2 separate regions of the Homo sapiens genome follow, and region 2 is linked to region 1. A link is an interaction called in ENCODE POLR2A ChIA-PET data of the cell type or tissue named here. Cell type or tissue: Panc1. All regions are shown on one strand.

The links. ChIA-PET counts read pairs that join two places held together with the same protein. Peaks named below come from ENCODE experiments on the same cell type or tissue, not always from the same donor. Only the 100,000 strongest peaks of a DNase experiment are listed, where the experiment ranks them.
Region 2: POLR2A ChIA-PET joins it to region 1 with 5 read pairs; 2 of 35 experiments call an interaction of 5 or more read pairs at or near these places.

What each region holds. Positions count from the first base shown.
Region 1 is chr12:131,897,937-131,900,436 of GRCh38, forward strand. All of the region lies in intron 3 of ULK1 (unc-51 like autophagy activating kinase 1), which reads left to right. Among named protein-coding and RNA genes, the nearest start is that of ULK1, 4.6 kb to the left of the region's middle. RefSeq lists an enhancer at 2,230-2,500. In Panc1, no CTCF peak of the experiment used is centred here; no DNase peak of the experiment used is centred here.
Region 2 is chr12:131,510,025-131,512,524 of GRCh38, forward strand. The region is part of intron 1 of LOC101929974 (a long non-coding RNA gene); the gene reads right to left. Among named protein-coding and RNA genes, the nearest start is that of LINC02414, 140 kb to the right of the region's middle. RefSeq lists an enhancer at 1,192-1,241. In Panc1, no CTCF peak of the experiment used is centred here; a DNase peak (open chromatin) is centred at 1,447.

The sequences.
Region 1 (2,500 bases):
TCTGTTAGAGGTCACCATCTGTAAGCACAGTGGTCGAGAGCCAGGCTGACGCTGATGAGGGGCCCAGTCCTGGCTGCCATATGTGCACACACAGCTTCTTTAGTTTGCGGTCCTATTTCTTCCTCTGTGAAGCAGAAAGCACGGGCTGTGAGGGCTGTGTGAGGGAGGAGGGAGTGCTCTCGGGTTGGAGGAGCCATCGTGGAGGTGCTAGCTGCTGGCCTGATTGGGTCTGCCGTGGTGATTTTCAGCCATGGCGTGCCTGTTGCCCGAGATTCCATAACTGATTTCACCAAGGCCCTGTAGGTGGGACATGAGGTTATTTTGGGATGCTGGTACATCAGGGTGGTTGTGACTGGATCCTTAGAAGTAGAATCCTTGGGTAGGAGGGATGCTGGTTTTTAATTTGGGTAGCTATTGCCAAATGGACCTCCGGAGAGGCAATGCCACTGGTCTCTCAGCCTGTCTCCAAGCATGTGTCTCCCTAGGTCCTTGCCAGGAGGGTGGCTCTCAGAGGTTTCCATCGTGGCTCATGTGAGAAGTAGAAAATGACATCTCTTATGGTTTTGCTTTTCTTTTTTTTTTGAGACTGAGTTTTGCTCTTGTCGCCCAGGCTGGAGTGCAGTGACACAATCTCCCCTCACTGCAACCTCCGCCTCCTGGGTCCAAGCGATCCTCCTGCCTCAGCCTCCCGAGTAGCTGGGATTACAGGCGCCTGCCACCACGCTAGGCTAATTTTTGTATTTGCAGTAGAGACACGGTTTCACCATGTTGGCCAGCCTGGTCTCGAACTGACCTCATGATCCACCCACCTCGGCCTCCCAAAGTGGTGGGATTGCAGGAGTGAACCACCATGCCTGGGCGGTTTTCTTTTACATTGGTGATGAATGAGCTTCCCTATCCGAGCATGGGAATGTTAGAAATACCACCTGTCCTTTGTATAGTGTATTTCTTTTTTTTTTTGAGATGGAGCTTCTCTTTGTCACCCAGGCTGGAGTGCAGTGGCGCGATCTTGGCTCACTGCAACCTCCACCTCCCTGGTTCAAGCGATTCTCCTGCCTCAGCCTCCCGAGTAGCTGGGATTACAGGCACCTGCCACCACGCCCGGCTAATTTTTGTATTAAAAAATTTATACAATTTTCGCCACATTGGCCAGGCTGATCTTGAACGCCGGACCTCACCTTCGACCTCCCAAAGTGCTGGGATTACAGGCATGAGCCACCATGCCCAGCCTGCCTGATATATTTCTATATTTTATATATACGTTTTTCTGAGATGTAGTTTCACTCTTGTTGCCCAGGCTGGAGTGCAGTGGCACCATCTCGACTCACTGCAATCTCCGCCTCCCGGGTTCAAGCGATTCTCCTGCCTCAGCCTCCCGGGTAGCTGGGATTACAGACATGCGCCACCACGCCTGGCTAATTTTGTACTTTTAGTAGAGACAAGGTTTCTCTGTGTTGGTCAGGATGGTCTAGAACTCCCGACCTCAGGTGATCCGCCCACATCGGCCTCCGAAAGTGCTAGGATTACAGGCATGAGCCACCGCTTCTGGCCTATTTTAATATATTTTTTAAAGAGACTGGGTCTCACTCTCTTGCCCAGGCTGGAGTGCAGTGGCATAATCATGGCTCACTGCAGCCTCGAACACCTGAGCTCAAGAGATCCTCCCACTTCAGCCTCCTGAGTAGCTGGGACTACAGATACGCACCACCATACTTGGTTAGGCACATATTTCTGGCAAGCTCTTGGTCCCTTTTGTGCCAAGGCTGGAAGGGTACCATGCTTAACACCATGGCCCCTGAGCCATTCTGCCATTTGCTGGATCCTAGCTCCAACATTTACCTGTGTGACATTGGGCAGGTAGCCTCCTGGCACCTCCGTTTTCTTACCTTTTAAAAACTGTTGGCTGGGTGCAGTGGCTCACGCCTGTAATCCCAGCACTTTGGGAGGCTGAGGCGGGTGGATCATGAGGTCAGGAGATCGAGACTATCCTGGCCAACATGGTGAAACCTCGCCTCTATTAAAATACAAAAATTAGCTGGGCGTGGTGGCCCGTGCCTGTAGTCCCAGCTACTCATGAGGCTGAGGCAGGAGAATCGCTTGAACCCAGGAAGTGGAGGCTGCAGTGAGCTGAGATTGCGCCGCTGCACTCCAGCCTGGGCGACAGAGTGAAACTCTCTCAAAAAAAAAAAAAAAAAAAAAAAACTGTTGTGGTTGTGATGGCATCTTGAGTATGTTAAGTCTTTAGAACTGTGCCTGCCACTTTGTAAGTGCTCTGTCAATGTTCTTGAAAGGTAGGTGTCCTTTATATATGAAGCAAAGTAGCTTCTTTGTGATAGGTTACAGGTATTCCCCGCCATGTTGTTTGTTGACTGTTGAGGTTGTTATTTTTGTTCTTATTGTGTTGGGTTTTGTGTATTGGGTTTCTTTTTTAGCCATACAAAATTGTGAAAATGTGAGTGCCTGGGAAGTGTGTGCCTTGGGTCACGCTCTTTGAGTCCAC
Region 2 (2,500 bases), 390 kb before region 1:
ACTTCATATTTCAAAGGAGTCAACTGCCTCTCTCCAGCCAAAATCACCAAGGGTCCAGGTTGTAAATCAAGTGGGGCTCAAGGGCAGCCCCTCCTGAGTTCTAAGTCACTATAGTCACACTTCTGCTCAGGCCCTTTGGGGTCCCTGCCCACCACACAGCCACCTGATGAGCCCCATCTACTCCTTGTCACTCACGGATTCTCTCCTCTCCTCAGTGGGGTCTTCCTCCCGCCCACCGGTGAGCTCCAAGGCTTGATCCTTCACAGCCCATCACACCTGGTGTATGCCTCAGTTTACCCCTCATCACCTGGCCCAATGACTGAGACTCTGTCTCCCTCATAGACTATAGGTTCCCTAAAGGCTGGGACTTGGTCTTTTTGTCTCTGTAACCCCAAAGTGCATCCCAGCACCAGGACTCAGAAGCCCTCAGGAAATGAACATTGAAAGAATGAGTGAATGAATGAATGATGAACAAATGGATGGACGTGCAAAACTGCTGCACACGGATCTGGCACCTCCCTGGAGGAGGTGAGACACGGCCATAATGAGCTTCCTTGTCAAGAGCCCAAGAGCCTGGCAATGACAGCTCCTGGCAATGGGTGCCTATAAAACCCAGAATTGTTTCAGCACTTCGGCTCTCAGAGAAACTGCAGCCAGCTTGTTCTCATAAGACTAATGCAATAAAAATAAAACACCTGTTTCTGGGAAACAAAAATATCATGCATTATTCAGCTACCATCTTTAGATCCTGGGAAACTGTATCTGAAAGGATCAATCACTGAGAAATAGGTACCAAAATGTGCTACTTTTAAAGTGATGGTCTGTTGTTTCTTAAAATGAACAACAAAAGATCTTTGGGGAACAGGCCTAGCTGAAGCTCTCTGAGGACTCTCAACATAGGCAGAGCTGCCAGTGTCCCTGGTCAAACACAGAAGGAGAGGGGTCCCTGGATCTGGAGGAGGCTCTGGGCAGGGGGGATCGTAGCGAAGATGCGCTTTCCTCTCTGATGCCATGACCCCCTTCTGTTTCCCCAAGGCCAGCCCTGGTCTGGGGGGCTCCAGCCTTCCCACATCCACCTGCTCCTGGGTGCACTTCCGTGGGGCTCTCACCCTCACAGCCCGCCCCCAGGATCCCAGATCCCACTCATACAACCCGAACATTCTCTGCTTCTTTCTCGGGAGTCTGGAATCATGATCAGTAAGTCTAGACTTTTTTTGAAAATGCCAATGCCAAAGCCAAAGCCAGGCCATGGGGCCCAAGGAAGCATTCCTCTCATCCTCCTCTGAATACTGGGCATGGAGAAAACCAGGAGACACAGACTCAGAAAGGGCCAAGTCAATTTCCTAAAGATGTTATAATTGCTCACTTCCCAGCTAGCTCTGATGCCTGCAAGCTCTTCACCAACCCCAGGAGGTGAGCGTCATGCAAATGATACCAATTTCCCACCCCCGTCCTGTCTCTGAATAGACAGGAAGTACATGAGTCAGTAGCATTTGACACTCACAGAGGAAGGTGCTGCTGAGAGAGGCCTGGGACAAGCAAGAGGAAGGAACAGACTCAGGGGAAGACTGTGAGGGTGGCATGTGGCAGAGCCGCCCACCAGCACCCAGACCACCTCCTAGGCCCTGTGCACGTGGAGACTGAGTGAGGACTTCCCAGAGTCTGCAGGTGGTGCCCACCCTGTCCTCCGAGGGAAAGTGAGACAGTCACCCCAGGCTGGGCTGAGCAGCCCACGGGTCGCTGCAACCCTCACACTGCACCTCACTATTCCCTAAAGGGCCCTGCAGGACTGGTTCCATCCCTTCTCTGGCCACATCTGTGTCAGGGATTCCAGGACCATCCCCAGGTTCAGAGACTCCCAGGACTCAGGCTGCAATTTATTACAGTGAAAGGACAACCTGCAAAAACAGCAAAGAGAAAGGCACAAGGGGAACCAGGCACAAGCTCCCAGAGTCCCCTCCCTGGGGAGTCACACAGCACATGTCTAATTCCCCAGCGATGAGATGTGACAACACATGTGAGTGCTGTCTATGAGGGACGCTCACTAGAGACTCGGCACCCAGGGTTTACTGGGGTCTGGTCACGTCAGCACCTGTGCCTGGCATAGTCCAAAATCCCAGCCTCTCAGAGGGAAAGCAGGTCCTCAGCATAAACCCTATTGTTTGCACACGCAGCCATTCAGTGAATCAGTGTGGGGGCCTGTTTATCGGCAAAGCTCCCAGGCCCCAGCTGAGGGCCAACCTTGCCAGCAGGCCTCTGCAGGGAGGGCATCTTTGGCCTTCATGGTTAATTCCTTCTGCACAAGTACCACCTCTGTCCCGCCCATGCTCACCGTCCCCAGCCACATGAGCTCCCACCAGCACCTTGACCTCCTGCAGGCTCAGCCTGGCACCGCTCCCAACTCCATCCATGCACAGCTGGCTCCTTGTTGGCATCCAGGGCTCAGATCAATGTCACCTCCCCACAGTCACCTCCTCCCCACAACCACCCAGTCTACAGT